Regions from separate parts of the Homo sapiens genome. Here all the other regions are linked to region 1. Evidence: chromatin loops called from intact Hi-C (ENCODE). Cell type or tissue: Calu3. All regions are shown on one strand. Region 1 has its middle 190 kb from the start of LINC01911. Region 2 overlaps LOC107985824 (a long non-coding RNA gene). Region 3 has its middle 100 kb from the start of LINC01911.

What was found. A loop is a pair of places that touch in the nucleus more often than their neighbours do. Peaks named below come from ENCODE experiments on the same cell type or tissue, not always from the same donor. Only the 100,000 strongest peaks of a DNase experiment are listed, where the experiment ranks them.
Region 2: it touches region 1 in a loop (5-fold over the local background); 10 of 110 quality-filtered maps call a loop at or near these places.
Region 3: it touches region 1 in a loop (4-fold over the local background); 11 of 110 quality-filtered maps call a loop at or near these places.

What each region holds. Positions count from the first base shown.
Region 1 is chr2:147,027,085-147,035,084 of GRCh38, forward strand. No RefSeq gene overlaps it. Among named protein-coding and RNA genes, the nearest start is that of LINC01911, 190 kb to the left of the region's middle. In Calu3, no CTCF peak of the experiment used is centred here; DNase peaks (open chromatin) are centred at 4,127, 4,407 and 5,117.
Region 2 is chr2:146,922,709-146,930,708 of GRCh38, forward strand. All of the region lies in intron 2 of LOC107985824 (a long non-coding RNA gene), which reads right to left. Among named protein-coding and RNA genes, the nearest start is that of LINC01911, 89 kb to the left of the region's middle. In Calu3, a CTCF peak has its summit at 4,791 (motif pointing right); a DNase peak (open chromatin) is centred at 4,803.
Region 3 is chr2:146,730,415-146,738,414 of GRCh38, forward strand. No RefSeq gene overlaps it. Among named protein-coding and RNA genes, the nearest start is that of LINC01911, 100 kb to the right of the region's middle. In Calu3, a CTCF peak has its summit at 3,861 (motif pointing right); no DNase peak of the experiment used is centred here.

The DNA of each region.
Region 1 (8,000 bases):
CCTGGTAGTGAGTTATTAGCTTGGTGAGAAGGAAACTCCAGGCTGTTACAAAACAAGGAAAATTAGACTAAGTGTCAGAAGAAGTGGATTCCATTTCTGATTCAACCATTTAAGGAGAGTGTGATGCCAGCAAGATGCCTAAGCCCACTGGTTTTATTTGCTTTAAATATTAAATGGGCATAAAAATTCATGCCCTCCCTGCTAATGAACTGTTGTAAAGAACAAGTGAAATAAAGTAAATGAATGTATCCTAAAAATTCTAAACTGAAGCATACCTGCAATGCATAATAAAAATTCTATCTTTCCAGGTTTAGTATGTCTATGTAATGTTGGCAGTGAAGTCTTGTTACATATACTTTATAAGCTGAGTGTTAATACATCTCTGATTAAGACTTGTCTAGAAGCTGAGAGATTTTCCTATTATCTACAGAAAAAAAAAAAGCCATGCTAATGTTTCCCCATGCACATGTAGTTTTCTCTCCTTTCCCAAGCCAGGCCAATTGCTGTGTTCTAATATCAGCTCTGCTGTCTTCATTTTCTTTGTACCATGCAGCTGTTTTTGCTTATATGGAAAATATCGTTGGAAACCCAAAAATAAACACAATTGCAATGAAAAAGAAGATAAAATAAACAAAAGGCATAGCATGTTCAAGCTTTAAAAGTGAATCTAGAAGTTTTAAAACAATTTGAGGAATTGCAGCCTCAACATTCAAAGAACATTGGGGCTACATAAATCCACACTGAAGACATAATAAATAGTTTAGAGGAATGCTCAGTGTATTAGCATACTTGAGACTACCAGAGACTGGGTAATTCATGAAGAAATGAGGTTCAATTGGCTCACAGTTCTGCAGGCTGCAGGCTGTACAGGAAGCATGGCTGGGAAGCCTCAGGAAACTTACAATCATGGCAGAAAGGCAAAGGGAAACCAAGTGCATCTTCACATGGCAGCAGGAGAGAGAGAAAAGGGGGAAGTGCTATGTGCTTTTAAACAACCAGATCTCATGAGAACTCAACTCACTATCATGAGAACAGCAAGGGGGAAGTCTGCCCCCTTGATTCAAACACCTCCCACCAAGCGCTTCCTCCAACACCTGGGGATTACAGTTTGACATGAGATTTGAGTGGGGACACAGAGCCAAACTATATTATTCTGCCCCTGGCCCCTCTCAAATCTCATGTCCATCTCACATTTCAGAACACAATCATGCCTTCCCAACAGCCTCCCAAAGCCTTAACTCCTTCCAGCATTAACTCAAAAATCCAAGTATGGTCTTAAATGAGACAAGGCAAATCCCTTCCGTCTATCAGACTATCAAATCAAAAACAAGTTAGTTACTTCAAAGATACAATGGGGATACAGGCATTGGGTAAATGCTCCCATTCCAAAAGGGAGAAATTGGCCAAAACTAAGAGGCTAAAAGGCCCCATGTAAGTCTGAAACCCAGCAGGGCAGTCATGAAATCCTAAAGATTCCAAGCAGAAATCTTAGTGTTTCCTGATTTGTAAAACTAAACTCAGAACCTACTGTGTAAACCCATTAATGTATCAGATACTATTCACTTTCCATTTCTCAAGTAAATGACATTCATAGAAACTTCCAGGAAGTCTACACCAGCACATAAGGGAAGTTAAGTGGAGTGGCTTCCTTCTTCATAATTCTTAAGGATGTACATATCTTGTGCTGTGTGAACAGTTGTCTGAATATTTGGGGTTGGTCAGTATAGTCACCCTAAAATTTAAAGGGTTGGAGATAATCATCTTGAACTCTGAACTTTTAGTCTTACTATTTGTATTTGAACAATCAGATGAAGAAGTATCTAGCGAGAAAAAAATAAGTGATTTTAACAAGCTGCTATTAAAACAGACAGATGAGGACTAGAGAGAAGCCCTGACTTATGAACTAAGACACACAACCCCGCCAGGCTTTTCCTGCTTCTACCTGTATTGCTCATTTCCACTTTCAAAATACCCCACTAGTCTCTTCCACCTTCCTTCCTTGTCATTTCACTGCCATAAATTACATCACACATTAACCAGGTTAAAGTGCATGCATGTAAACACACACACACACACACACACACACACACACACACACACACACACATCATAGATGCCACTGAATTGGGGCTGAAGAGAAGAAACTTTGGAACTTCAAATAAGTTCTGGTTTCAGGTGGGGAAAAAAACATTAAAAAGATGAAGAGCTTAGCCCAGGAACAAATGCCCAGTAGTAACAGTGGGGCAGAAAGTATTAATATTCACGCTATTCATGTGCTCCTCTACACGTCTGGATGTCCTTGCAGTTGGTTCAGACCTGTAACGGAGCTCTGGCCTCTGTAAAATAGGCTGATAAGTGCTATGTCACATGTCCAGTCTGTCCCTCTTCTGTGGTATTTCTTTAACAGCTGGAATTGGAGGACTCTGAGATGACAGTGCAAACTGTTTCCCCTGTTGGAGAAGAGCTGCCCAACTTTCACAGGACCTTGTGTGAACAGAAATAAACTTGTATCTTGTACTTCCACTGAGATTTTAGCATTGTTTGTTTCAGTAGGTAATGTTAATTACTTTAAAACAAAATGCTTTGAAAATTAATGACATGTTTTCTGGAGCTGTTGGAGCCAGAGCCAAGTGCTGAAGCATACGAATCTGCAGCGTAAATTCAGAAAGTTCAGGATGTGAGGCTCCACAAGCTATATGGTGGGAATTGGAAGTTGACCTGCTTCTCTGGTGCTGTGCACACTTCCACATACCAACACCTCCAGCTGCCATCATTGCATCATTTACCTAAACTTATACACTTGGGTCAACAAGTCCCCTTTTTAGTAAAAAAAGTAGTTATGAAGAAATTGTTGGTTTTCTACACCATAGTGAGATTTATTTGGTTCTGATTGATTTGTTCTTAGCAAATGTTCTGAGAAAATTGAAAATTGAGGGATGAAAGAGCATAGATCCTTAAAAATAGCACGGTGGATGACGTGCCTGGGGATGAATGCCTTAGGGAAGGATAATGTGTGTTGGCGTGGGGAGAGTCACGGAGTGAAGGAAGAGAAAGCAGGGAGAGTTGCAGAAGGATACCCAGCTGCCAATCTCACAGATTTTACATTTTTGCTTAAGGCCATCTCTAGGAAACCGGAAAACCCATTCTCCCATTTAACTCTCAAGGCTGCTTGACTCCTATTCCCAGGTGGTCTGACAGCACACACTGCAGTTCTACTTCACGAATTGAGTAAGCTTTTGTTGGTTAGCCTGACACCCTAATGCCCAGTCAATACACTGTCTCTAGGAAAGAACACTTTCCAAATTCCAGACAAACAGTTTTAGAATACAAGCTATAAAGCCTATTCATAAAATTTGAAATTGTGCAAGAATCAATCCATATACTTCCTTGCCAACACCAAGACTAAATGGTTTGTCTTCACTGCACATCTTTTTGGATGACCTTTTAAAAGCTTATAATATTTTTTCTTTGGGTTAGCCCTAGATCTTTAATTTTAACCTGATTACATCTAGTTGAATGCATTTTAAAATTTAAATACTAAAAAAGTTAAATTCTAAAAAGGGGATTGTGAAGAAAACGTCCTGTGTCATGGATCAGAACATTACATAAGTAAGAAAAAATAATAATCAATTGTTGATGCCTAGCAAATATCTGTTGGAGGTGAAAGAGTTTATCCTTTAAGAGGGGAAAACCCATGCCAACATTTCTCTAAGAAGAGCTGCTAACAGATGCAGATTATAGTGAAAAGGTTCTTTGGGAGTTTCAGGGAGGAGTGAGGTAATTCACATACTGAAGAGGCAAATGGATAACTGTGTCTTGATAAATAAGAAGGCTGCACACTAAAGCAACTGAGGAAAGCTTCCTTTTCTATGGTTCCTTCATCCAGAAACACGAGCAAGAGCTGCTTTCTATAACTAATGTCAAATTCATACAAAAAGATAAAGAAATGTTGTAGAAGGTGGCAGGTTGACGTGGGGATTCCCTGTTTCAAAGCCTTCAATTTCATCCGAGTACTACAAATATGTCATAACAGTAGCAAGGACCTTATCTCCTTATTGGCAGGAACTCAAGTCGTGTAGCGGAGAACACACACCTCTGAGAGATGATATCACAAATGAAGTGCTCACGTTGTTTCTAAATACCAGGCTCAGATGCACAAAGGCAGGGCTGGCCCTCAGCAAAGTCAGTCAATTCTGCTTTTCTAACAATTTTTACCACCATCCCAACTTCTCTGAGCCTGACATAGCACTACTACTTCTCTAACCTAACTGTAAAGTACTCAGAGATCCCAGGTCATCTGGGAAACATACAACTGTATTTGGGTAAAATTTGCCACATGTAATTAAACATGGGCAGTGTACTGAAAGAGCCAACCTAGGAAGGTTGTCAAAGTTTTACAATTGCCCTGAGAGTGAACTCAGGTTCCTGAAACCTGACACTTAACTGAGTTCTTTATTAGTCAGCTTTAGCTTCTTCCCTGGATTATTGTTTTAAGAACACCCAAGAAAGACTTCTGAGCTTCCCTTTGTAGCCAAGCTCTGCTTCTCAAAATAAACCATTTCTTGCAAGCATAATATTGATGTAGCAACTGTTGATGTCTCTCTGTTCCTTCCTTTGGAATTAAATCTTTCATATCCCTGGTCTCACTTATTCAGAATCCTAGTCTTTGACAAGTTATTGTAGAAATGAGTCATTCCAATACCTGCATTTATCCAGTTGAAAGCCATACATCTTCTGAATGTTATTTCCATTAAACTAAATTAATTAGGTAGGCATTAATTGCTTGCTACAAGTCAGGAACTGATTTGGGAAAGTGGGGGAATATAAAAAAAATTATAAGTTTATCTATGCCCCAAACAGTTTATATTTGTGGTAACCAGACACATTCTAGGGAAATAATTTATTAACGTGGATTAACTTGAATGGGTCAAAGTACTCCAAGCATATTTCTTGAATGAATGAACAAACAACAAATAACTGCTCTAACGAGCAACCCTGATAACAGGGTTAGCAAGGAAGTACCTAACATTATGTTATCGCAGCATGGGTAAACAAAGTTATCTGAAATTAAGAAAGTTCATTCCACTTACATGGCACAACTTTCTGCCCCAGGAAGTGACTGTGAATCCTTCATGGCTGCCTCTGTCTACAGGAACTTAAAATTGAACACAGAAAGTCACATTTGCCCATCCTTGGCATAGTCCCCCATCCTAGATCTACTGCTGCCTGCTGAGCAAGGTCTTTGAAATCCTTGCCATCCCAGACCACTTTTGGGTGCAGAGAAGTATCTTTGTAGTGCATCAGAAAATTGTGACTATAACTTAAAGACTAGATCAAATAGTTAAAAATATAGTTTACCCGGGCACTGGATAAATTAAACTCCTCTCAGTTACTAAAAGAACATGTTGTATTGGGCTGCATTATTGGATATGCTATCTGGTCTCCTCGTGGTGAATAGAGTTCAATGTGCTCCTCAAATAATACAAATGCTTAGCTCTTCCTCATTCCAGAGTAGTAATACTGTGTTCAATATCTTGTCTTCATCTTCATACTGACCTGAGCTTAGCAGCTCATCTTTTGTCTGATTCTACTGATTTTTGTAAAGTTCAAATTAGGTCCAATTGCTACATAAATACATAATCATTACATAATTTGGATTGGAATCATTCTAGTTGAAAGTGCTGGCCAGACACAGCATGTGGTTGAATACCTTCTCGTCTGTCTACTAACATAATTTTCCTTAGTACCTTGCCTCTCTTAGAAGGTTTTCTTAATGCTAAATGTTTGTGGGATTTTTCATCACCTCCTTAATTTGTTAATCATTTAAGTTCCCCATGTTGCCTTTTCATTCAAACAGGAGTTTCCTATATGCATCCTCTTAATTCTTCACGCTGTTACTGCTGATAAAGGGCTTTGCACTGTTTCTTTCTCTGTATATCTAATTAATGACTTTCTTTCTTAGCACAGCTTCTGGGCCTGTTTAATAATTTTCTTCAAACAAGTCCAGTGGTCTCATTCACCACTGCCATTCTGACATTTCTTCAAAAATCCTTTAGCCCTATTTCTAAATCAGTCATCAAAATCAACGAATACATCTTGGGGTCCTTCCCAAGGCCTGGGATTCAAGATTCCTACAACATAATCTGTCTGAACTTTTGCCCACATTTTCTGTTGATGAATCATCACAATGGTTTTATAGTTCCATAGGAAGCTTCTGTAGCTCTTCTAGATTTTCTTACTTGCATTGAGGACCTTAGGAAAATCAATTTAACATACTTAATATATCAAGCTAGGGCCACCTATCTAATATAAAATTGCCATAAACCAGGAAATAATTTCTGGGTTTTAGAAGTATGCAAATAAAAACTTCACACGTTTTGATCTATAAAAAGATTAAGTGTTCACATAACTTCTTGGAGTCTTCAACATGTAAGGAATTTTGATTCAAGTTGTGCCCCAAGGGAAAGAAGATTAGACTGTGTAGGGCAAGGGCCACCCTGGGCAAAGTTGCTGAAAAATATCCAATGAACTTGGTGTATCTCATGGCCCTGAGACCTCGCTCTCTCTACCAGCCCTACCCATTGACAGAAGGGAGAAGGATATTTGGTATCAGAGGTCATGCCTAACCAGAATCTCTTCCATTAAGAAGCCAACTATTTGCTTAAATCATCACCTTACTATGAGAAAAATGAAAATATTAAGGATGAAGCAGCTTAAGATATTTTTATTCTTCTCTTACTCTCCCAACATGTGGACTGAGAGATGACTAGGCAAATCACAACATTTAAGTTTGTAGAATTATAGGAATCACATTGTTCTTCAGAATATATGGGGATACTGTGATTACCCAAAGAGAAAAATGAATGTAAGGTAGCATCAAACACTATTTGAACATAAGCATGTACATACATGTGAAAACAAGATATTGTTTTTATGAATGCTAATATAACTGCAGAAAAATGTATTTTAAGTTTTTTTTAGTAGGATGGATAGACAACAATCATCTAAGATCTTCATGAGTCTCTCATTTGACATACAGTTCATCCAGGTCTCAAAGGCAGGAAGGGAGAGCTGCAGTTGGAAGAGGAGAAGAAAGAAATAACCCACTCAGGTGTGTTCAGAGACAAATCAACAAAATCAACCAAATCAGGGTATTTCTTAGGTGCAGGGTTGTAATACACAGGTAGGCACCTAAGAAAAGAACAAACAAAAGTTCAAAATAGCAAATTAACACTGTTTGGGTTTTGATGGGAAGTAAGTTTAGAAGGGAATGGAGAGAACTTGTTAGTGTTCAGGAACCTAGTTTACAACATGCAGATGAAAATTGAGCCTATCAATTGGAATTCACTCTGACCATGCTGGAAATGGATATTATGATACTTATTTTATCATCCTCAAAATTTCCAAAAGAATTCTACCACACTAAGCAGCACACTGAAGAAAATGATTTCCAAAATAATTCTACCACACTAAGCAGCACACTGAAGAAAATGTGACAAAATGAACAATATGATTTACTTTGCTTGTATTCACAGGATATTGGCTACCTTATTCTGTTTCCTACTGGTTGCCATTTAGATAAAATTTACAGGTTGATTCAGCTGACAGGAATTATAAACAAAAGTGGCATTTTTTTAAGCTCATAGTCTTGTTTTATAGATTTGCATTTGCCTATTAGAGACATTCTCAGTTTTCCATATTTTATTCTAGGGAGAGCAAAGAATAATAAATATGACAGAAAATACTGTTTTATAAGAAATATGAAGTTTTATTTCTTCAGAGCTAGATCTGTGAGAATCAGCTGAACTTAGAATGGGAAAATTTGCATTGATATAATAGGAAATTATATAGAAAGGCTTTCTAGAGAAGCAGATTGGGGGTAGGGGGATGGATACCAAACTCCAGACTGATGAGGAAAAACACAAGGTCATTCTAGCAATACATTCTGCACCCACACATGTAGCACATATAGTCAAGTTCAGTAAGAAAAAAAGATTCTC
Region 2 (8,000 bases), 100 kb before region 1:
GTAATAATGCTCCTGGGAATCAATACAAAGGGAAAGATAAAGATGTTTACTGAAGCATTTAAAAATATATGTGTACTAAGTGGAAAGATGGCAGTGCCAGGGGACTTCTCCCTGGTGCGGTAGAGGTTGCACTGAGGCTGTTGGGCCACAGTATCAAAAGAGCTGTTCATGCAAGCAAACTGAGGTGAGAGCAAGACGACTGGATTTAGAAACCTGATCCCTAGGAGAAAAGGTATCTCCACACACACATTGTGGGATGAAGGAATAAAGTTCCTCCAACAGGACCTTGCTCCTCTCTTGTGGATCCAAGGCTTTTTGATTTTTTAATGATAACACAAATTTATACCAAAAAGCCCTCCAGTTTAACATAAAAAAGGAAGATTTTTGTTTTAGAATACCCCATAGAAGGGGAGTGGGAGGTTCCAAGAACATTGCACACCTCTCATTTGAAGGGAGGGTATATTTGGCTTCAATAAATCTCTCGCCTTTCAAGGACAAGGAGAAGTAAACAGAAATACAGCAGCATAGCAATAAGGTCTTCTTTAAAAATGAATAATCCAGACAGAACAGAAAAGCATTTTTCCTGCAAAATAAACTTTTATGTAATAAAAGTGTAAATTCAGTGAAAAAAAATTTGGAAAATAGAGGTAAACCAAAAAAAAAAAAGTAAACTTCACCATTTGCCCCCACACAGAAATGATGTGTTATAAATATTAGAAGTCTTGAATAGACTAATTTCAAAACTGAATTGTGGTCTTGAAAATTTTTGAGAATGTACAGATTATATGACGCAACTAGTGAAGCCAATATACAAGTATATTGATAAAGAAGTAACTGAACAGCAGAACATAGGAAAACTGAAATATAAAATTAATTTTAAAATCTAAGTAAATGAAAAGGGAAACTAATATTTAAAATAGAATTTCAAACACTAAAATCAAGCAGAAGCATACATAAAATTGTAACAGAACTATATGCAATCAAATTTAATTTTACAAAATGCAAAGACAATATAAAGCCCAAATTTAAACAAAAAATAAGAAAAATGAAGGAGGCTTCTGGCTAAGATGAAGCAAAAGGAACCCAATTTACATTTTCACGTGAAATTACAACAATAATAAAAAGCCAAACAGTACATACACAATGGTTTGCAAGCCCCATTACATTAGGAATGAAGGGGAGTGATCTCTGAAAGATGGGGCGCTCTCAGGGAAAGATGAGTACTACCATCACTCAGCTTAGTGTCCTAAGAAAGTTCTCAGACTACAGCCCAACAAGGGGGAACCTAAGCAGAGCCCAGCAGATTCCCTACAATGGGGAGACAGAACTGAGAGTCCCAGGAAACCAAAGCAGGTCAAGGTCACAAGATAAAAGTACTGAAAAAGGGAACTCCACACATGGAGACTACTCTGGGATCCTGTGATGTGTTCCTCTCAAGTACTGAACTGGGCACTGATCAGCATAAACAAGTGAAAAAAAAAAAAAAAAGCAGACTGGAGATGAACTACCTGAAATAATTAGAGGAAACAGTAACTGGCCAGGAATTCAGTCTCTTACCAGTCAATCAGGAAAAGTTCAGATTTACAGGATATTTGATAGTATACTTAGAAAGGTCTCAGAGGTGAGGATTAGCCCTAGGATAACATTGCTCTGGTCCTACCTAAAAAAGATTAAAAGCAAGATCTAAGAAGATTAAAATCTTTTTAGGTAATTTAACTGTGCTTAAGAACAGAGCTCAAGAACATTTACAGGAATACAAAAATATGAGCTACCCAACAAGGTGAAATTCACATGTCTACTACCCAAACAAAAGATTTTGTCATGAAAGCAAGCAAGAAAATACAGCTTATAATGAAAAACAAAAATCAATCGAGAATAAACCAGAAATGACACAGGTGTTCAAATTAGCAAACAAGGATATTTTTAAAGTTATAACCACATTCCATTTGTTCAAAAAAGTTAAGTAGAGACCTAGAAGATGTATATATATGCCAAAAAGGAACTTTTAGAGATGAAAACTACAATACAGTATGAAGAATCAAAAATACAGTAGATGAAACTATTATGATATTGCAGAAGGAAAAGCTAGTTAATGTAAAGAAGACAAAAACAAACTATCCAAAACACAGAGAAAAATTAATTTTTAAAAAAATTAGCAGAGCATCAGTGAGCTGTATGACAAGTTTAGATGGCTTCATAGATCTGTAATCCAAGTCTTTAACAAAGATAAGAAACAAAGGTGACAGAAAAAAATGTTTGAAAAAACAGTCCTCATATTTCTAAATTTGATACAAATTATAAACCCACAAATCCAAAAAGCTCAAAAATCCACAGATAAGATACATGAAAATACCACACCTATGTATGTAATAATCACATTGCTCTAAAATGGTAATAAAAAGAACATCTTAAAAGCAGTTGGAGGAAGAAAATACACATTATATGGCAGAACAAAGTTAAAGGTGATGCAGATTATTTATCAGAAAGAATGCGAGTGAGAAGACCTGGAGCAGCACATTTAATACAGAAAGAAAATTGAAACCTGTCTGGGTGAATTCTATACCCAGAAATTTTTTTTAATGTGAAATAAGGACTTTAAGATATAAAAAACCTGAAAGAATTCATTACAGAAGTCCTGTACTATAAGAAATGCTAAAGGAGGTATATAAACAATGCAACTTAGGTTAAGCGACATGAACTAGAAATGGAAAGGCAAATGCCACATAATCTCATCTATTCAATCTAAAATAGTGAAATTCATAGAAACAGAGAAGAAAATGAAGGGCACTAGAGGATAAAGGCCGGGGATTGGGGGATTAGCGAGATGTCTGTCAAAGAATACAAAATTTCAGCTATACAAGAGAAATACATCCAATAGATCTATTGTACATTGCAGTGGCTATAGCTAATAACAATATATTGTATAATCAAAAATTGCCAAGAGATTAGATTTTAAATATTCTTACCACAATAATAAATGAGGTAATGCATATGTTGATTAGCTTGATTTAGCCATTCCACAATGTTTACATATATGAAAACATAATGTACACCATAAATATATACAGTTTTTTATTTGTCATTAAAAAAAGAAAGAATAAGCCAAGAAAACAAATAAAATATGTGTCTGATATGGATGGTAATTATAAGTGCGTTCATTTCCCTCAATAAAAGACAAAGATTCACATTGACTTTTAAAAATGCAACTAAAGTCTATCTACATGTGATACATCTAGAAGTAAATAGTTCACATTATTTCAAGAAGTCAAATATATATATATAATATATATAATGCACATGCAATAAAAAGGAAAAAATGTTACCCTGTAAAATTACAATTCAATTAGAACAAATAATATATAAATATGATTGTTTTGTTAATAAAGTTTATAATCAAAATCAAATACCATGTACCAAATACCACAGAACAGACTGTGATAGCATACAAAATAATAATGATAAAAGGGGTAAATAGAATAAAAAGGAAAACAAAGAGAAGAACAAGGAAGATAGAGGAAATAAAAAGGAAAAAAGGGGGAAAGAAGGAAAAGAAAGAGGAGAAGAAAGAAGGAAAAAGAAAAGCAGAGGAAGAATTAAAAGCAGTAGAAAAAATACTGTAATAATGGGAGTCTAATATATTTCAATCTTCACCCAAACAGGCAGAAAGAGATAAATAACAGAAAAAAGAAAAAAAGAAATAATATAATTAATAAGGTTGAATGATGAGAGACTTAACAGAGAATGTGTCTTTTTGCTAGCATCATGGAATAATCATAAGTATTTTCTTATACTTAAGCATAAAGAAGACATCCAAATATTTTAAAAAGAGGAATAATACAGTTCATGTTCTCTTAACACAGTGTAATAAATCTAAAAATTAATAGTGATGTTAACATTTTAATATGTATTACATATCATTCATTCACAAAATAAATACTTTCTGAGCATTTTTTATGAGCAGCCACTATAAAAAACTTCGCTATTATGATATTTTCATATAACATTCCAGCAGGGGATAAAAACAATACCTTCAAAATTAATTTTAAGATTATTTTTATTTTCTCTTTTGCTTTTTTGAATATGAGACCCCTGCTGGTTTACCCTCCACACCCCCAAATAAATATACCTTCAAGCTCTACTGGTTGTCTTGAGTGTCATTTCATGTTTTTGTTTTGTTCTGTTTTGTTTTTAAATTCCTACTGCAAGCTCTCCAACCCTTCAGCAATTTAACAATTTAGCTTGGAGAAATAAGTTGATAGAGTTCACCTGAAATAATAGAAGTTATTTCTTTCTGTCATTAAGGTTTTGATGGAGTCAGGAAGAAGAAAGGCATAATAATGAAGGATGGGAAAAATAAAAAGCCACAGTCTCCAATCAAGAAAAGGAAATCAAGAGCTTGAAAAGGAGCTCAAAAGGATTGTGCTCTTATGTTAATATTCCCCATTTCAGGCTTTGGTCTAGAGCAAAGGAGATGAGTTACATAAGTAAGGTTAATATCAAGGACAGTGGAGGCTCTTACTCCATCCAGTTCTCCCTTCTTCCTCTGGGAAGTCGGGCTGTTCTATAACAACCTGAGCACAGATACATCATTATGTGCTGGACAGCACAATGAGACCAGGAAGCTCCTGAAGTGTGGCTCTTCCCAGCTGCCCCCAGTTCCTATGTGACATAGACAGAACACAAATCCTGGCTTAAAGATTTGTAAGTAATCAAGGAAGTTATTTACAGAGTTGACAAGGTGACTCTGGGCAAAGACTGTGAAATGACCACCCAGTCCAGAGCCAGAAGGGGGAGACACAGGCCGACTTGAAAGCAGTCAGCATCACTGTGAGCTGAAAGGGCTCAGCTCCCAGGCATTGGTCCTGGGAGCATTGTCTGAGCCAAAAGGACAGTACCAGGGTTGCAAAACCATCAACTCCAGTAGGACCTGCTTTAATTAGGACCTGCCCCTCAAATTCACGTCTATAAAAATTCACATGGAAAAAATTTCTCTTTTAATATCAGAGATTCCTGGGAACAAAAGCACTTACACAAACAATTTCCCTCCTCTCGGTCTATGTAGTTGCCTCTATCGGCAAATATTGCACTGGAGTGAGGCTATTTGGGGTTGTGTGAAAAGACAATTTCTAACTGACTGGCATTTGAAAAGAGAGAGAGGAAGGGATAGAACATGCACGAGAGAGAACTCAGATTAACCAAATTCCTCACTGCTTTCTATTGTGCTGTTTCTTTAGATATAAAAATCGCAGTACATGGTTGAAGATAGTTTTGGCTACTGGAATCAGAGAATAAATCCATTTTGGAAACCAGGCAAGTAGAACCATGAATGGTACACTATCTTTTGGTTAGAAAGTACTCAATCAACTCTCTCTAACATGTGGCATATTGACACTATCACATAATTATCCAGAACTTGCCAAAGGAAGGACTAACAAAGAAAGGTGATAACAAAGGGAGGTAGTAGCAAAAACAAACAAACAAACAACAACAAAAAGACAGTAACAAAGAAAGTTACCAACAGAGAAATGTATTTGTGTGAATCTCTGTGTAATGACATGGAGCCAGGCCATAAAAATAAAGTATACACATTCACTATTGATAGTAAAATGACTCATAATCTATTTATCAATACAAAATTTTATTATTATTACTTATTTCCACAATCCACATGAGCTAGATGAAACATAACATTGAAAATACACTGTGGCTAAAGACCAAAGAGAGACTAATACCTCAATTGGGTAACAGAAAATAATAAAATATGGATTTAAATTGCTTTTCCTTCACTAAATTAATAAATTTCCATCAGTGAATAAAAACAGATTTTCCATTCCTAAAGTGTGTAATCAGGGTTGAATGGTTAAAATAAAAAACCTATAATGCCATTTGGAAATTCCTAGTGTCAATTTAAATCATGCTGACTATAAGGTTTATCAGTGCCCAACACACACTAGGTACTCTAATAAATAAAATTAATATTTTACATTTGGATCATTTCCTAAAAATTGCAAAGCACTTTCACATGCCGTATCTTCCTCAATCTTCCTAACAACCTCATGACACTATAAAACAGAAATAAGCTCTTCACACTGCAACTATGTTAGAGTTTAAGTTCACAATTCAGGCTACAAAAGCATATCATTTATGATAGAAATAGAATTAAGACTTACAAATTGACAATTATTCTTGCTGGTTGATGACTAACACATACATGAGTTTCCTAAAGTTAGTGGCAAAATTGAAATGCTAAACATAAGAATAAATAAACAATAGAGGACTTCCACACTGCAGTTTTAAGAAATCCAAACATAAATGCTCCCCTCTCATAATAAGGCCTGTTAGTATTTCATACCCTCAATCATTTCCTACTCCCAGAGTACATGAGCAAATTACATGCAAGAATGACTGGGCAGGCCATACAAACTGTAATTATAATTTAACACACTTGAAAGACTATTTGAAAACTCATTCAGAGTAAGTTTGTTGCAAAGTAACTGTATTTTAGCAAAAAAAAAAAAAAGGGGGGGGTATATGGTATAATCTGAAAAAGAAATATCTAATTAAAAAACACTTGATGTGAAAATTACTATTCCTTTGGTCCTGGTGCTTTTATGTTTTTGGTGTCTTATTCGATGCTTGTTTGAAGTGAGACCCAGAGGATACGTTTTCCTGACTCCAAGTTCTTTGAATTTCTCACTGAACCATTCATACCTCTTTCCTAGAATTTATTAAAATCCATCATGGACCATATATGTCTTCTCCATCTTTGTATATCTTTATTCAGAGGATCGTGTTTTTTTGTTACTCTTTCCTATTTCTGATAACCTTCTAATGATATTCAGTTGTTTTTCTTTTTTTGGCAGCAAGCCTTTTAAAAACTGGTATATGGAAGCCAAATATGATATCATGTTTATAAAATTTACCACGCAGAACTCATATTTAAAAATTATGTAAAGAATGAAAATTATATTTGAAGTATTCCTATTACTGTCTCATCTCTGCATAGCATTCTATGATTTAAAACACTTTATTTACAATATAGAAATTAATTTGTATCTACAAATATTATTTGAATAGTGAAAATATATGTATTTTGAGGAAAGATGAAAAAAATTGGGTCATTTCAACCAGTGTAAAAAGTACTAGTAAATATCTAATACTTTTAGTCTATTTATAAAACAGCTTTAGAAAGAAACACGTTGTCTGCTTTCCTGCACCATCATTGTAATATTGAAAACAATGATAGCAATTGAGTAAAGAATTAACCAAAATAACATATTTAGCTTCTTTTAAAACTACATGATAATAAATGTTTAGATCTTTCCATGTCAATTTCTTTAAAAATGACTATTCAAAAAGCATTTACAAAGTATTTACCCTTATGCTAGGGACTGTATCAATTATCGTATAAGATACCCAGCTATGACCCTCCCTCAAAGACATCATAGTTTAGCATAACACATAGGAATCATAATGGAAGCTGCAGAGTACACAGTGCTGTGCAATACACAAGAGGTATCTCTTAACTCTGAGTTTAAAGGATAATCTTCACTGAGGAGCTAATTTTGAGTCTTGAAAAAAGAATCAAGATTCACCAGGTAGGCTGGGTGCAGTGGTTCATGCCCATAATCCCAGCACATTGGGAGGCCAAGGTGGGATAATTGCTTGAACCCAGGAGTTCAAAACCAGCCTGGGCAACATAAGGAGACCTCATTTCTACATTTTTATTTTTTTTAATTAGCCAGGCATCATAGCGTGTGCCTATGGTCCCAGGTACTTGGGAGACTGAGGTTAGAGGATCACTTTGTCCTGGGAGGTCGAGGCTGCAGTCATCTGTGAGGGTACTGATACAGAAGAGAAGTGCTTGGAAGGGAAGAGCATGGTCCCTTTAAATGATACAGAGCTGGGGAAGGGAAATGCTGGGTAGAGGAGGGTGTGGTCCCTGGCTAGGGCTCCACCCCCACGGACCTAGGTGAGGACAGGCATTTCCTATCCAAATG
Region 3 (8,000 bases), 300 kb before region 1:
CAGAATTCCAGGCTAACAAAGAAAGAAAAAGAGGGCATAATCTCAAAGGTGTCTACTAGCAATGCCACCTCATGAAACAAAGACAAATATTTTTAGGCCTACAAAATATTCAATTACCAGATCAAATCAAATAAAATGTCAATACTCAACAATTTGACCTAGAAAATGGCATTTTCTTATGTTTTAATTTAACTTTTTTTCAGATTTGTATTTTAGAGACAAAACAGACATTTGAGGGTATATATTTAATTCTCTTCTTTCACAGGTCATGAAACTGTGGGGGGGTGGGCGGGGAGCGGAAAGTGTTGTCCAAGTCAAAAAGCTAGTGAATCAGAGAAAGTAGAAAACAGATATTGTGCACAAATTCAATTAAGGGTCCCCTTTCTTTAGTTATCAGTAATATAAAGGAAGACTTAGATTCAGATTTTAAAAACCAAATATAATAGAATTGCTATAACTTACAAAACCCATTACTTTTCTCCAAATTTTCATGAATACAGTAAACAGTCTGACTCTTAGATTCAGTGCTCAAAGCTAGGGAAAAAGAAATTGAACAAAAACATAATATGCATGTTATAGGATGCTAAAGAAGAAGTTTCGCAAATGCTGTGACTGTCCTCTACTTGCTTACAGTGTATATAAATCCCAAATGGAAAGTAAAAGCATGAGCCATAGAAATACCATTGATTAAGATCATAGTTTAAATGCTGTTCTTTCAGTAGCTGCATGCACAATGACTCAAAACTTTGAAATTTATAAATAAATTCAAATGCAAATATAGAGCCATACTAATATGAACTATTGTGCTGTGTGGTATAGAATATTATAGCCTGTTTATGTGAGAAGAAAGGGAAATTGATGAACAGCTAGCCAGACTGTTGTTTTTTTTGTGAAAAAAGTTGAGTTGCTAACTACAGACCCACATTGTAGCTATATCTGATTATTTTTAATTTTTCAAATATGCTTATATCTAAGTTAATGTTTCATAATATTAACATAATTAATTTTAATGAGTAGAATTGGCTTTTCTCAACAAATCTTCTTTCCTTTAGCAAATCCTAAGACCTTTCCACTATTAGAAAAGTTTTTTAAGTTTCCTTTTTAACTAACTAGCTAATCAATTGATTAATTAATTCCACAATAGTTTACGAAACAGCAAGTGGAGTAAGCATTTGGGTGGGATATTGGCAATGGAAAGGTGAATAAGGGGGCTGGATCCCGGCTTCCTACAGGTCCACAGATAGTCTTGGGCTACACTGATAATATTGTTGTTTGTAATATACTGGTTCTCATTCTCATTAGAAAGGTAATAAGCTAGGCAGATGCTAATGCCTATATTAAAAAGTGTTACTTTATTCATCTTTGAAGTATTATCCTTCAGTGATACATATGATTAATAACATTAACTCATGTTATGAATAAGTAATCAAGAAACTATTTTAAAGAGCAGCAAAATCAGCAAAATAGAGGTTATCTTAAAAACCAGTTCATGTCTAAAAGACCAGCATTTAGGAATATTTATAGACTTGAATAAATTAAGTTTCTTATAAACTAAGGCTAGAGCCTTCTGGTTGCTAAAATTTAGTGTTCCTTCTAGTACATTATGTCATATAACTTTCATTTTCTATTATGTGTTCTGATATTTACAAAATAAACTTTTAGAAAATTATTTAAATTAAATTATAAGTTAATTTTAGAATTCTGTGAATGCTAATTTTAGGCCATCAGGAAAATGCAAGCTGAATGGAAAGATAATAAATAAATAAAATAAACTCACATATTAAACTGATTAATTCAATAATTTTATTTATTTATTTATTTTTGCTTTTGGCTGAGTTATGTCAAGTAAAAATTTTAGAAGAATGTCCGGACTGTATAACTCCTGAGCCTCATATATTTGAAAATGTCATTGCCTTGCCTTAGGTCAACTACATGCTGTGTAGCTAAAGAATTCTCAGTTTATACCATCAACTGTAGATTTTCTTGTTCTTAGTCATTATCAATGTTTTTTTCTCATACATGGTGATATCAATCATTTGTATTGTTGGATTCAAATCCTCAATAAACTTTTATCTTATTCAAATTCTTCATGAATCTTCTGTATGACTATCTTCATTATTATAGTTTTCTTAGGCTTTCTTATTTTCTTGATTTGTTATTTATAGCACTGATTATGATGATAATCATGATATAATGATAATCAATATTATAATTCATGTGATAAATACTATTAAGCTATTTATTACTATTAAAACACTGAAAGCACCTCCAAATTTTTAAAAACATGGCCAAAGAAATGTTGATCCTTACATGAGCATATATATATATACTATTAATAGGGTGTATATATTATTATGAGTTTCATTTGTATTATACATTTACATGAGTACATATATACATGAGTATATATATACTCTTTAGAGTATATATAAGCTTTTTAGAAATTTGATCCAACGGGTCGGTGGTACAAGATACCAGCAACTGTTATATATATTCATATACTAGAGTTTTGAACATTTGATTAACAGAAAAATTTTCCTGGTACAATGTCAAAAGATATAAATATATATATACAATATGATTACAAGTATAAACGTGTATATATATTCATATATATTTTCTCTATATACATTGTAATTATTTGTAAAGATATTCTTCGCATGAATGAAAATACTGAATTCAAACACACCAAACACACACACTTGTCCATTATCCCAAGGACGTGTGGGAAGGAGAGGTTCTAACAGGTGACATACTTTTCTCTCTTTAATTGTTACTATATTATTTATAATGAGCACATGCCTCTTGCTTATATTGAAATGGTATTAATAAAAAGCAAATCTATATTATAACTATTAAAAAAAACCTTTAACTATGGGGTAAGTGACATTTGTCAAAGAAAGAAAATATCCAATAGAAAAAAACAAACGCAAATGCTTTTAAAACCACAGCAAAGTAACACTTTTCCAAGAAGGATACAATTTTTGAGAAGTCACTGTGTAATCAGATTAACTTCTGTATACACTGGGAGAAGGGAGGTATATGTTAAGTGAACTCCCCTCCTTATATAACAGTCATGGCCAATTATGACACTGAAATAGCATTTTATTTTAAATGATTTATCAATTTCACTGTAAGCATTCACAATTATTCCCTTACATTATTGTACATTTTAATCAAGAGTGCATATTTAACTCCAACATTCTTTTGTCTAGTAGGGTTACTGTTATTCTTTCAGCTGGAGTTATTGCTTCTGTTTTTTAGAAGGTCTGGTATTCCCCAAACAGCAGTAAAGTGAGCAGGATATCTGCCTTCTACAGAAATGTTTTTCATTCATAGGACTTCATGCTCAAGTTCAGGGCAGTTTCATTTATGGGAAAAATTATTTTTATTGTTGTTCTGAATCACTTAGTGTTTATTCAAAATTTCCCTAAATCTCAGAATATTCTTGATATTTATGACTTTGGAGCATAATGAAATTATTCCCACGGTCCAGGAAAACCACTAGACTAATAATAGAATGCTGTGTTTGTGTGCTGATGAGCTCTGTGTCCCCAGAAGCTTAATTTGGTGTAGTCATTTATTATAACTTAACAGAAACATTGATATAGGTTTCTTGACTCAATAAAGGAAGCCACAGTTATTGGAATATGAAAATATACAGTGGGAATGTATTAATTTTTGCACATGAATGTCTTCTTTAGGTTTAATAAAGTTGCTCTAAAAGCTCTTTAGAAATATGATGCAACGGGTTGGTGGTACAAGTTACCAGCAACTATTAGCTTGTGGTTGCTCAACACATACAATATAACAGCAGAATATTTGTAGCATCATATTACCACATGAGGGTGCTATCTCCCCAAAAATGTTATCTGTAAAGTGAGCCGACCACCGCTAGGAAAGATTGTTTTGCTATTTTTTTCCGTATACATTTTGGAAGACAAGAAATGATTTGTTAGAATAAACACATTCTGTAGGAAAAAAATAAATAAAATAAAAGTCTCAGCCTTAACACCAAAGGACTAATACTCTTTCTATAACTATATAGTATGAATCAGGCATACAAAAGATACCTTTGATTTAAAAATATGGATCTACATGAAGGTTTATAAGTGTTAGGCAAAGCGTGATCCATGGACGACCTATACTGTAGTAGTAGAGAGACATTAGAGGTTCACGCTCATTAAATAAGCATACCTCTGTGCCTTACTCTGACCTACAAAATCAGAATATCTACAGGTCAGCCCCAGTAATCTTCATTTTTATGTTGCTCCTCAGGTAATTCTCATGCGTTTTAACATTTAAGAAGCACTGGTATGAAGTCATTTTAAAATTGTTATTCTTGTAAACATTGACCCACTTGAATGTTTAAACCCAATAAACTAGGTGATTCTTTGACAACCATGTCATCAACTTTTGCAAGCAGTTCAATCATAAGGGAATCTTTTCTAAAGTACAACTGAAAATTCTCACCTAACATTCTTACATGTTTTGCGGAGAAAATAAATGTAACATCTGCTCTCTGAGACAATAGAGAATTTTACTCACCTTGCCAGCTCATTGACTTTTTGTTATCACTTTCCCTTTGACCTAGTTCAGTAAACAAAAGATAACCCCATGTTTCAACAAGTAAACTTCACACTTGATGCTTTGTCATTTCCAGAAAATTGCACGAATTTGGAAAAGTTTAAGAACTTATACAATAGAAATATGTCCTGTAAAATAGAACTGTAATTATAATTGTATATTCTGTAGAAAATGATTTATACTCGAGAAAATTTAAAACTTAGGTTTAGCAGTAAGTAATGTCTGGTAAAAATATTTAACAGCATACCTAGATTTGATCTTAAAAGCCCAAAGTTATGCTTATTATCCAAAGACTTTTGTGGATGAAATTTTATTTCCCTACAAAAGAGAAAATAAGGCAAGAGAACAGGTTGTAGTAGCTGAACTCTGAGCTTAGGCAAAGGTTGATATTACAAGATGAGTTTTGTATGCAATGAGGTGGTCTCCAGGGTCCATTTAATGTCCATATCAATAAAACTGGCATATACATGCATATATATGTAGATACACATAAATCTAATCTCATATATAGATATATATACTTAGACATATGGCTGTTCATTTAGCCTTATTTGTACATAGATATATGCCTATTAATAGAAAACAAATATGCAACGTAAGACTTCAAGTGGGATGTACAAGCCTCACCTCCCATCCAATGCACATCTCATTTGATAATTTTCTACACAGTTAACCATCTGCCTTCTACTTCAGCTCTCCCTGGAAAAGGAAGCTTCCTACTATTATAGACCATACAGTTAAAAATATTAATTGTATAGAATATTGAAGACAACTTTTCAAATGTTGAACCTGCATCAGCATTTTTCACCTATTGTTACTATTCTTTCTGAATCTACTCATTATAAGATTAATTCATTTTTAACACCTCAAACATGTGAAGTATATTAATTTAATTCAACTTTTCCAATTTCCTACTCTATTATATCTATGATCTCTAAATTATTTTTGAAAACTTTTAAACATTCTCTTCAGAATCTTCTTGATACACAGATGTTTTTCAAGTGTCCTCTTCAAAGGCGTGAATGCAAAATGAAAAGTTTGTGCTGGTGCAGGAAACAGAGGGTTTTTATATTTCTTTTTCTGGACCCCATTCCTATAAACTTGGATGTTTTTCTTTTTTAGAGGCCTCACAATTATGAACATTTTACCTGGTTATGTTATACTCTACATCCGTTTCACAGTACCTTTATTTACTCATCCTTTAATTTGTTCCCATAACGATGCTTTTATTCAGAAATAATTACTGCACACCTACTATATGCCAACACTATTCTCAGAGTGAGGGACAGAACAGTGAACAAAACAGGAAGAAGTCCTTGTCATTATGGAATTTATGTCAGGGGAAATAAAGATAATAAAATATATAAATTATATTTTAGTTCAGAGGGTAATATATGTCATGGAGAAAAGTTAAGTATGGAAGCAAGTTTTCATTAGGTGGAATAGAAATTTTAAATAAAGGAATTGAGACCGTTTCACTTAGAGAGTCATATCCGAATAAAAAATTGAAGGATATAAAGGAGTGAGCCACAAAGAGATCTCAGAGAAAAGCATTATAGGCAACATGCAGATGGCTGAGGCAAGATCAGGTCTGGAACAGGCCTGGAATAGAAGGGGTCACTGTGGCAGCAGAAATTACATTAGGTCAGAAATGGAATGCAGTAGTAGCGACTTGAAGAATATTGTAAAGAGACGATAGGAGTACATCCTGAGTGAGAAGGTACACCATTAGAAGATTGTGGGCTGAGAAGTAATATCTATTTAAATGTAAGATAGATTATTGAACTATAGCATTCAAAGTACATTGAATGCTGCAAGGGTGGACACAGGAAAACAGTTGCGAGGCTACTGCAATATCCAGGTGAGAGATGAGGGTAGAGCTGATCAGAGTGCCAGTATTGGGGATGTTGAAAACCTAGGAATCAGAAATCTTCAGGTAATTTTCTGACTAATTAGATTTGAGGTGTTAGAAAACGTGAGGAATCAAGGATGACTCCAATTTTTTTTGTCCTGAACTGCAGGAAGAATGGAAGTACCATTAACTAAGGTGAGAAAACTAAAGTTAGTTAAGTTTTGAAGAGAAATTTAGGAATTCAGTCAGGTTAAGTATGAGAAATCTAGTGGAAATTCAAGTGGAGAATTCATATCCCAGTAGGCTGCTGAATATATTAACCCAGAGTTCAGAGACAGGTGTAGGCTTGAGACTTAAAAATGGAGAAGTTCCCATACATAAAGGAACCAATGCTATGAATCAGAACTCACTCACAAAAGGAAGGAGTGGAGATGAAAACGGAGGTACAGAAACTGAGGCTCTCCAATTTTCAGAGGTACAGGAGATGAGGGTGAACTAACTAGTAACAGAGGTTGAGAAATGGTCTGTAGAGCAGGAGGAAAATCAGGAGAGTGCTATTTCCTGAAGGCAAGTGAAGAACACATTTCAAGGAGGAGATGTACTATCAAAGCTGGTTTTATTTCAGGCTGAATAGCACGGATTACTGTTAATCATCTTGTTCAATTCTACCCAGAATTCTAGGCTGTCAAGTTAGTTTGAATCTTGAGTCTGCAATTCACAACTTTTCAAGGAATACAAGTTCTTGTTCTTTTTTTTTTTTAAAGAAAATTCTCCATTAAGCATCATCTTTAAAATTAAAAAAATCCTCTTAACTCATATCTTGTTAGTTTTTTTTACATCAAATCTGTTCAAATTTTAACTTCGACAGTGCATATATTAACTTTTTCTCCCAGCTTTGTGTCACCTGATAATTTGATAAGCTTGCCTTCTATGAATTCATTCATTCAAGTCATTGAGAAAAATATAGAACATGACATAGCTCAACATATAATCTGATTTTATAGAATGCTGTAACTTCCCATCTATTTAGTGAATATATTTTAAGTAAAGTTATTTACTTAGCTATACATCCACCTAATTGTTCTAAATGTTGCATTCAAGGCTATTCCTCTTCAGCAGTAAAAGTCTAAATGTCAATTTTTTAGCTTTAAGAGGCCTTGAATGACCAGGCGTGGTGGCTCAAGCTTGTAATCCCAGCACTTGGGGAGGCCAAGGCAGGCGGATCATGAGGTCAAGAGATGAAGACCATCCTGGCCAACATGGCGAAACCTTGACTCTACTAAAAATACAAACATTAGCTGGGTATGGTGGCACGCGCCTGTAGTCCCAGCTACTCGGGAGGCTGAGGCAGGAGAATCACTTGAGCCTAGGAGGCGAAGGTTGCAGTGAGCCAAGATCGCGCCACTGCACTCCAGCCTGGCGACAGAGCAAGACTCCATCTCAAAGAAAAAAAGAGAGAGAGGGAGAAAGAAAAGAGCCTTTGAAGATCACTGAGGCAAATCTCCAACAGGGAAGATAACAGATAATAACATACCCTGAAGGTCTTCATCACATTTTTTGA